Regions from separate parts of the Homo sapiens genome. Here region 1 is linked to region 2. The links are chromatin loops, found by intact Hi-C in ENCODE. Cell type or tissue: MCF 10A. All regions are shown on one strand. Each heading gives the region's core, and the rest is flanking DNA. Links, peaks and the distances in the headings are about the cores only.

What was found. A loop is a pair of places that touch in the nucleus more often than their neighbours do. Peaks named below come from ENCODE experiments on the same cell type or tissue, not always from the same donor. Only the 100,000 strongest peaks of a DNase experiment are listed, where the experiment ranks them.
Region 1: it touches region 2 in a loop (7-fold over the local background); 2 of 110 quality-filtered maps call a loop at or near these places.

The regions. Positions count from the first base shown.
Region 1 is chr7:117,947,072-117,952,464 of GRCh38, reverse strand. No RefSeq gene overlaps it. Among named protein-coding and RNA genes, the nearest start is that of CTTNBP2, 76 kb to the right of the region's middle. RefSeq lists an enhancer at 630-1,829. In MCF 10A, for the core only: no CTCF peak of the experiment used is centred there; a DNase peak (open chromatin) is centred at 3,044.
Region 2 is chr7:118,102,788-118,108,180 of GRCh38, reverse strand. No RefSeq gene overlaps it. Among named protein-coding and RNA genes, the nearest start is that of LSM8, 79 kb to the left of the region's middle. In MCF 10A, for the core only: a CTCF peak has its summit at 3,150 (motif pointing right); no DNase peak of the experiment used is centred there.

The DNA of each region.
Region 1 (5,393 bases), core at 291-5,290, 160 kb after region 2:
GAACCTCACACTGACTCCAGAGGCGAAGCAGTTAAAGAATACTGAAGCTAAGAACAATGAAACCCTATTTTCATTTTAAAGTACTGTTTCCATTTCCCTTTCATTTTAAATGAGTTAGACACATCAAATATTATAGAATAATGGCTTGCCCCAAGTAAATAAAAGCTCAATTTTATGTTTGAGTCAGTAAAATGCTGACACATATACAAGCAAAAACATCCAGGAGAGACATATTTCTAAATTTCTTCGCCACTGCCTGGCTCAGAGGTACCAAAGTCCTCCTTCCTCAGTGTCTCTCTGTGTAAAATGAGGGCATTCTGCTCCTGGTCTTCAGGCTCTAAAAAACAAAACAAAACCCAACAAAACAAAAAACTCCACTACAGGCCTACATGGTCTCCCCCATCCACCCCTCAAGACAAACCTTTAAAATATCCAAGAATAGAAACACAAATAGGTAGTGGGTCACAGACGCACTGAAATATGACCCAATTCAAACATAGGAAGTGCAGTTGCTTCAGTGGGTTGGAGCAAGTCACAGTGAGCATTCTGACACATTTGCCTCTGGTGGTGAGATTAATTGATGTACACTGGCCGGTTGCACTGCCCATGGGGAGCTTGGATACTATTGTACAATTTAGTTATTGTACACTTGATAGTATTGTACAATTCAGTTATTGTACACTTGAGATCTAATTCTTTGCATAAATTCCGGGAGTCACTCCTTCAGGACACTGGTGCACTTCTTTTTCCAGAGGAAATTTAAAAAGAGAAAGTTAATAGGGTGAACTACAGCTCCACTGCTGCTGCTACTCAATTTACACTCATCATCTCCCTTCACGTTGTCCATTCTAGATCTCCTTCACCTTCAGCTAGCATCTCTGCTGGTCTCAGTGGCTCACCCAGTGGCATGACTCGGTCCCGCATGTTTTAGAAATCTGAGCCCCCTGAGCACTGTACCCTTTGCAGATCGTGGTTGCTGTCTAAAGAGACACTCAAGTGAATCATGTAAGAACAATTGTTTAGCATAGTCATAGCTCAGGTATTCCTTGGAAAAAGGATGAAACGATACCTTTAGTTATGACTGTCTGATCACTCACAGGGAATAATTTTTCTCCTTGCTAACTCATTGGCATTTCCATTCCTTCCATCTCCCATCTCTTCTCTTTTTCTCTCATGCTTAATATGTATCAAGCATAGTTCTAAGTACTTCACATATAGTAACTTACTTAGTTCTCACAACAACCCTGAGATAGGTATATGTTATCCTCATTTTAGAGATTAACAGTAGTGTGCAAATAAGTTAAAGAAGTATCCTTAGTCACACAGGAAGTACATCTGGGGACCAAGATTTGACCCGATGCAGCCTGCTCCAGAGTCCATGCCTGTAACCACAGATGCTATTCAGGTATCAGTTAAAGTCATAAACTACACATACTTCCTACTTCCCAGTCTTGGTTAACAATGTGCTTGCTTATTGATAAAGGTCGCTAAAAATACTTGGCTCAATCCAAAGCACCTTAGTCAGCTTTTAGCTAATTTGCAAGTCTGTAAGATAGTTGTGGCTGAAATTGCTAGTTCCAAACAGCACTGCTTTACTTTGGACTGAATTTCAGTTGCAGCTGGCATTGTGGGCCTATTTGATTGACTCATTTATTCTTCATCTCCAGCCTGAAGCTCATCTGCAGCCTTTCAGCACTCCGCGTTCCAGCCACACCCTGTAACCTGCTGCATGTTTCCGCCTCTGTGCTTGGCCTGTGCTATTCCCACTGCCCATAGTGCCCTTTTCTTCCTTCTGGACCTTGGAAACATATTCCCATTCTTCCAGCCCTACCATGCCAGCCACTGGGGAGTGATGGTAACGTTACAATAACTTACTTATGCATCCTTTGCCCCCTTCAGATTGAACTCCTGATGATATAACAATGCATTATTCTTTTAGTGTCATTTCCCTATTTAATACCCTAGCACTTTGGGAAGCTAAGGCAGGTGGATTGCCTGAGCTCAGAAGTTCGATACCAGCCTGGGCAACATGGTGAAACCCTGTCTCTACTAAAATACAAAAAATTAGCTGGGCATGGTGGCCTGTGCCTGTAATCCCAGCTACTCGGGAGGCTGAGGCACAAGAATTGCTTGAACCCGGGAGGTGGGGGTTGCAGTAAGTTGAGATGGCACCACTGCAGTCTGCACTCCAGCCTGGGCAACAGAGCAAGATTCTGTCTCCAAAAGAAAAAAAAAAATTAATACCGTAAAGACACCAGGTTAATGTATAAAAATTTTCCCACGATAATTTTAAATGTGACAAAAACCCTTTTGAAGGTATCTGGCATTAAAACACATTAATAATTCCTTTTATGAAAGAGTTGTCCTGAGCCGAGTTCATAATCCTCTTACTTTCACTGTAAGACCTTCAACCTCTAAGGAAAGAAGCAGTGTAAGCAGAGAAATTAGCTGGGTTGTGATACACTCTCAAGTGACACATCAGCCACACCCACAGGGATCTTTGCAGCTTTGACGGTCCTCCAGAATGATGCCAGGTTGGGGCACAGAGGCTGGATACTTTTTACTCCTTCATCAACCAGTCATTGGATGTAGGCTCTCCTTAGAAGGGAGCATGACATTGACAAGGGCAAATGCCGAACAAAGGTGACATCCAAGGCTGTTTTCTGATAATAATCCCAGCAGGTAAGGGAATAAGTCTGCATCATTCCTGAAGGGGGAGGTGGAGGGCACATCACAACATCTACTCCAATGTACCCCTGTACAGTTCAGATCTAATTCTTTGTATAAATTCTGGGAGTCACTCCTTCAGGACACTGGTGCACTTCTTTTTCTGGAGGAAATTTAAAAAGAGAAAGTTAATAGAGTGAACTACAGCTCCACTGCTGCTGCAACTCAATTTATACTCACCATCTCCCTTCACATTGTCCATTCTTGATCTCCTTCACCTTCAGCTAGCATCTCTGCTGGTCTCAGTGGCTCACCCAGTGGCATGACTCAGTCCTGCATCCTTTAGAAATCTGAGCTCCTTGAGCACTGTGCACTTTGCAGACCATGGTTGCTGTCTAAAGAGACACTCAACTGACTCATGTAAGAACAAACATATTTCTTCCTGCCCTCGTTGTGAAGCATTAGCCTAACTTCAGTTTCAGTTAACCCTGACAAGATGATTACTTCACAGTGCCCAGGTGGCAGTAGCAGTTAGAGTTCAGTGTGACTCTTGATGTGTCCTCTGGTGGAAGGGTTCCTCCTTTGGAACCGGGACCCCTAGACACACAGAGCTCAGAGTTGTCGGGATGGGAAGCACAAACTCCTCAAATGGGTGCTGGGGAGCGGTGGTAAACAAGCCACTCCTGCTTCCACCCCTCAGTCCTTGCCCATGCATTCTACCTGTTGAGAACACAATCTCCTATTATACTTGCTGATTCAGAGTGTGCGCTGCATCCTGGAGTATGGTCGTCTGTCCTCTGAGCTGGTGCTTCAGCAGGGTAATCCTCTCAGCTGTGCCTTCAGCAGGAGGGGCCATTGCTCTTCCAGGCCAGCACCTTCTAGGTGGTAAAGTATGTGATATGGCCTCACCCTCACACCTTTTTTGCTGTGAAGTAGGGCTCTTGGTCTGATGCAGTGTTCTCTGGAAACTTATGCTGGTGGATCAAACACTTTGTAAGACCTTGGATAGGTCCAGTGAGCAGGAAAAAGAAACCCATACCAGGAATATATGTCTACTCTTGTCAAAATGAATCGCCAGCCCATCCAGACTGAAGGAGCATAATGTAGTCAACTTGTCAACAAGTGGTTTATTTAGTGATGATGCTACGTAAAGATGTAGAGTTGTTCTCTGTTGCTGGAACATTTGGCAATGGCAATAATAGATTGGCCAAGGTAAGCAGAAGTGGATGCTATTGGATCCATGTTGTTAGGCCCTGCTACCATGGCAACTCCACTCCTGTCCTCCTTTTGCCAGTGTTACATGGCCAATGACAGTGGCTAGTTGGTGTCAACTGTCTGAATTGTTTTTGGCTACCTGGCTGTGAAGTGCCTCTTCAGTGATGGGTACTTTCCAGTAGATATTGCATGTGATAGAAAAGTCTTCACACAATGTGCTCACTCCCATATATTCATCCACATGCCTCCTTGTTTCCAACCTTACAATCTTTCTCTTTACAGACCCCTTTCAGCTGGCCAAAACATTTTCCACTGCCTGTGTGTCTTGTGCCCTTGCGACAGTTCTCTTTGCTTATAAAGTTAATAACCTGTTGCACCAAAGTGCGGCCCATTGGCCACACCCAAGTCAGGCTATAAAGCAACTACAATCCGCTTCTGACTTACACCTACATGCTGAGCCATTCCATCTTTGAACCTCTTCTATCAGCTGAGCATGAGATGCCCCCTACAGCTGTGAGAGTGAACTCGGGGGCCGGGCGCGGTGGCTCATGCCTGTAATCTCAGCACTTTGGGAGGCCGAGGTGGGTGAATCACGAGGTCATGAGTTCAAGACCAGCCTGACCAACATGGTGAAACCCCATCTCTACTAAAAATACAAAAAATTAGCTGGGCGTGGTGGCAGGCACCTGTAATCCCAGCTACTCAGAAGGCTGAGGCAGGAGAATCGCTTGAACCTGGGAGTTGGAGGTCGCAGTGAGCTGAGTTTGTGCCACTGCACTCCAGCCTGGGTGACAGTGCGAGACATCATCTCAAAAAAAAAAAAAAAAAAAAGAGTGAACTTGGGGAGAGGCACTGGAACACATTGATAGGTGACATGGGGGTTCTGAGCCACCTGCTGTACAGCTTGCTTATACACTCTGGTCTCGCTTGGGCTCAATTCAGGATGTATCATTTTTGTGTTAAGATAGATTGCTGTGGGACCTTCCTGAACCTTAGTAGGTTTGACAGGGTTCAGCTCATAATGACAATTCTAGCCATAGGATAAGTTAATGTTCCATGATTGGGTGTTCCAACTCTACCCCATAGTATGACAGGAGCTGTTTCTGGATAAGTGTTTAACTGTTCTCTGCACATGACATGGCATTAGGAATCTGCATTGCCATTTCCGTTGGGTCTTGTCATGAAAGGAATCATCAATTGTGGCCCCTTTCCCATGATTAATGACGTTAAGACAATAGGGTCTGCTAACTTGCATGACCCTCATAGCAGGCCACTTGCCTATATCATCTGAAGAGCCCGTTCCTACTCTGGGGCCCACTCAGCTCTGGCAGCCTCTCAGGTCCCCTGGAATACAGGTCAGAGTAGTATGCCCAGGTGTAGGATATGCTGGCTCAGACTCTGAGCAGGCCTGTCAAACATAACAATTCTTTCTTTGTAGTGGGAGATGAAAGATACAATAATTTCTCCTTTATTTGAAGGCAATATTTTAGACCCCTGGATCCTAAAAATGC
Region 2 (5,393 bases), core at 203-5,202:
CCAAGTTTCCTCAACAGAAAATTGAGAATACTTACCTTATTTCTAAAGTATCCTTGAAAACTATCACTTGATATTATTAATAATTATGTTTATAGATAAAAACTAGTATTTCCAGACACTACTTGTATCAGAAATCAGTTTATAAAATTTGCATGTTTGGAAGATAAACTTCGAAGCAAAAAGATTTTCATATTTAAATTCAAACCATGGCTATCTAGAAGTTGAGATTTTTTTTTTTAAAGAAGAGTTTTTATTTTGGAAATAATTTAGAAAATTACTTATTTCTGATTGGAAAAAAGACATCTGTAAGTATTTAATGCTGACAACACAGGATGCAGCTGTGCAAATATAATTTTTTATCATTCTTCTCAGGCAATATAGAAAAAAAAATTTTAGAACACTAAGAAATGACTAGAAACATTGAAAAGCCAACTAAGGTGCTTTCAATAATTGGCAGACAGCAGATAAATGAGCCTGTGAATTACAGCCAAAGAAAGCCTCCTTCATATTGATTTAAATATATATTGATCTTATTCTGCCCAGAAAAACTACTCTACTTGATATACCTAAATATTCTTGATATCATCTTCCTTAATTTTACAGGCTGTAGTTCTATTACTTTGAGTCTGATACTGTGTCTTTTGATGTCAGTTAACACACTTGACAATTCAAAACCAGAAAACAGAGATATCAGGTATACAAATCATCTAGATATTTTATCTTTAAAAAGCCAACTTAAAAAGACACTCATGCTTGGAATCCTGGATTCCTGAAATTAGGTCTCCAGAAAATGATAATTCTAAATTCTAAACAAACTGTGACCATCAGGCTTTCAAGAATCACCTGAATAAGAGATCTGTTATGTAGAAGGTTTTATATTCAGGAAATCTTCCAACCATTCTAAACTTCATGGTTTATTTTACCCATTTAAGTGATAGTTGTGGCTACATGTTCATATACATTTTATTGCAAAAGCATAATTGTCATCAGATATTTTAGGTATCTTCAGTGGATGTCTACTCACCTTGAGGTATGTTCATGGGTTTATCCAGTCTTCTTTTATTGTTACTGTCCTAATCACCTTTTTAAGAACTAACTTTCTGACACTAGAATGGCCCATATGTTCCATGATGCCAAGAACCACACTGACTTTGTTTACTGCCGTATTCTAGCTAGCAACCATACAGTCTACCACAAAGTTGGTGCTTAATAAATGTTTATTGAATGATAAATTTCAAACTTGTGGAAGCCCATGCACTTGGTGAGAAACCAACCATGACAGTACTCCTAGATTTGTCTTTATTTTCCTTAGCAGTCTTCTGGTGTTGACACTATCCACTTACAGCATTCTGTCAGGAGGCCTATATGATGACTGGGAAACATGAAGTCTTAAATTACCCAAACTCTGTTTGCCAGGTATTCTTATGCCAAGCCTAGCAATGTACCTGGCTCTGCCTCAAATATTCATGTGTTACTGCAGACACATAATGGAGTGGGTGGGATTATGTGCAAACATGCTTTTGAAATTGTTGAACTGTGAAATATTTCAATGCAATCGCATTCACCCATCCTTCACTTAATCTCAGATATCTGTATCTGAAAAATGTAGTCTATTTTATAGCCACATAATTTTTATCAAAAATTAAATAAGTAAGAGGCAGAGATGGTGCCCTCCCATCCCTGGAGCCAGCTATACACATTGTCCACTATAAAACAAAAAAGAAGAAAGAAAAGAAAAGGAAAAAAGAAAAGAAGAAAAAGAAAGGAGAGAGAAAGCTAGCCAAAATCATACAATGAACATTTCTAATATTTTGATTCCTCCTGTTGCCCTTCCCCCAATTATTCCTCAAGAAAGGAAAGGGGACACTCAATATTTAAGTGTCCCTATGTGACAGATGCTTTATGTGTAGGATCTAATTTAACACTTACAACAATGCTGGCATATAGATATTACTTACACTAATTTACACATGAGACTCCTGGAAATGAAGTGAACTTCCCAAATTAGTGAACATCAGAGCTAGAATTTGAATCTTTGCGTGTTTGATTCTAAAACCTATGTATTACATCTCAATATAATAAATGTGCACTAAAGTTTACTACCCTTAAAGAAATATCAGACCTGTTTAACCATTTTTTTTTCTCACCTGTATTTTAATTACTGTGCTGTTTTTAGACTTTTTCATGGTGAGAGCAGAATAGTGTGGGGACCCCATTAAGGGAACTTTTCAAAAAGGGAATTTATAATGTGTAGCTAAAAACTATGTAAGTGTTTAAGTATCTATTTTGCTACTTCAGTTTCAAAGATTATTTAGTTCCAAACGTCAGAATTATTGAAATAAACTTTTCACTGTGTAGAAATTTTCTCTCAAGAAAAAAACTTCCTTGCTTTTTGAAAGTATTATTGGAGCAACCTAAAGGGTAGTACAGAAGCCTTGTTAGAACAGATTACTTCAGTCAGCAACTCTGTACAGACACAATCTGAAAGATTTGTGAATTTGGGTAAACACTTCTGGATACCGAATATTTCTGGGTTCCAGCCTGGTTTAGGGGCATATTTTAAATAAACAGGTATCAGTCATTGCTCTTTTCTATCTGTGACTATAATTTCTTAAACTGTTGAAAGAATGGGCTAACCTTTCCATGCAGCACAAACATAATCATTCCCCATGAGTTATTTGGGCTGGGGATTAGATATAATTTTGTTGTCTATTATTTCATAAAATTCAGGTCAAAAACCAATAACAGTATGTAATATGATGTTTGCTTCTAAATGTTTCCTGGAAACTCATTCATATTTATATGTCCACTTTGCATATTTTTACTCATAGTAAGTATGCAGTATATATTTAATTGAATTATAATCTTATATTTTGTCACAGTTGTACACAAATTGCAATCCTTTCTACTCTAATCAGATATACTACATCTAAAGCAGAATGAATTTTGTATATTTCATTAATTACCTTTTTCACATATAGGGATTTATTTTAAATAAATTGAATTTGGAAACTTTAAGACACTAATAGTATTATTTTTATTTTACCTTCCAGCAAGGAGAAAAGAAAGAAAACCAACTTTTATTGATACTTATTATGTGCTGTTCCAAACAACTTGCACAAATATTATCAGTCATAGCGTTGTTCATATACCAGTAGATGGTGCTGTTATTACCTAACTTCACTAAAACCATACCATCTTGCTTTTGCTTACATTCATTGCAGTGGGTTTTAGGTTGCAAAGCTTATACATCCAAATAATGATTCGCTATTTTGTTAATATGAAATAAAAATTATATTTTAGAACTATGGAATTTAGAATAGTGTCCAAATAGCAACCTATGTCTTGAATTTTCTTCATACAAATTCTTCCTGATGGGAAGAAGCAAGAACCTTCTTCCTCTAAAATCCAGTCACTGGTCTTGAATTGATCCCTGAGGCTCATGTAGAAACAATCTGTTAATTTATTATTCAGTAATTATTCATGGAGCATATTCATTTCCTAGGGTTGTTGTAACAAAGTACTGCAAACTGGGTTGCATATAACAACATATATTTATTTTCTCCCAGTTCCAGAGATTAGAAGAACAGAATCAATATGTTAGCAGGGACATCCTATCCCTGAAGGCTCTAGGGCAGAATCTGTTCCATGCCGTTTTCTTAGCTTCTTGTATTCCCAGCAATCCTTGGCATTCCATGGCTTATAGGTGCATCACTTCCATTTCTGCCTCCATCATCCCATGGTGTGTGTCTGTGCATTTCTCTTCTTTTTTTATTTTTATTTTATTATTATTATACTTTAAGTTTTAGGGTACATGTGCACAATGTGCAGGTTAGTTACATATGTATACATGTGCCATGCTGGTGTGCTGCACCCATTAACTCGTCATTTAGCATTAGGTATACCTCCTAATGCTATCCCTCCCCCCTCCCCCCACCCCACAACAGTCCCCAGAGTGTGATGTTCCCCTTCCTGTGTCCATGTGTTCTCATTGTTCAATTCCCACCTATGAGTGAGAATATGTGGTGTTTGGTTTTTTGTTCTTGTGATAGTTTACTGAGAATGATGATTTCCAATTTCATCCATGTCCCTACAAAGGACATGAACTCATCATTTTTTATGGCTGCATAGTATTCCATGGTGTATATGTGCCACATTTTCTTAATCCAGTCTATCATTGTTGGACATTTGGGTTGGTTCCAAGTCTTTGCTATTGTGAATAGAGCCACAATAAACATACATGTGCATGTGTCTTTATAGCAGCATGATTTATAGTCCTTTGGGTATATACCCAGTAATGGGATGGCTGGTTCAAATGGTATTTCTAGTTCTAGATCCCTGAGGAATCGCCACACTGACTTCCACAATGGTTGAACTAGTTTACAGTCCCACCAACACTGTAAAATGTTCCTATTTCTCCACATCCTCTCCAGCACCTGTTGTTTCCTGACTTTTTAATGATCGCCATTCTAACTGATGTGAGATGGTATCTCATTGTGGTTTTGATTTGCATTTCTCTGATGGCCAGTGATTGTGAGCATTTCTTCATGTGTCTGTTGGCTGCATAAATGTCTTCTTTTGAGAAGTGTCTGTTCATGTCCTTCGCCGACTTTTTGATGAGGTTGTTTGTTTTTTTCTTGTAAATTTGTTTGAGTTCATTGTAGATTCTGGATATTAGCCCTTTGTCAGATGAGTAGGTTGTGAAAATTTTCTCCCATTTTGTGGGTTGCCTGTTCACTCTGATGGTAGTTTCTTTTGTTGTGCAGAAGCTCTTTAGTTTAATTAGATCCCATTTGTCAATTTTGGCTTTTGTTGCCATTGCTTTTGGTGTTTTAGACATGAAGTCCTTGCCCATGCCTATGTCCTGAATGGTAATGCCTAGGTTTTCTTCTAGGGTGTTTATGGTTTTAGGTCTAACATTTAAGTCTTTAATCCATCTTGAATTGATTTTTGTATGAGGTGTAAGGAAGGGATCCAGTTTCAGCTTTCTACATATGGCTAGCCAGTTTTCCCAGCGCCATTTATTAAATAGGGAATACTTTCCCCATTGCTTGTTTTTCTCAGGTATGTCAAAGATCAGATAGTTGTAGATATGCGGCGTTATTTCTGAGGGATCTGTTCTGTTCCATTGATCTATATCTCTGTTTTGGTACCAGTACCATGCTGTTTTGGTTACTGTAGCCTTGTAGTATAGTTTGAAGTCAGGTAGTGTGATGCCTCCAGCTTTGTTCTTTTGTCTTAGGATTGACTTGGTGATGTGGGCTCTGTTTTGGTTCCATATTAACTTTAAAGTAGTTTTTTCCAATTCTGTGAAGAAAGTCATTCTTATAGAGACACCAGTTATATTGGATTAGGGCGCCTCCTAACGATATCATCTGAACTTCATTACCTCT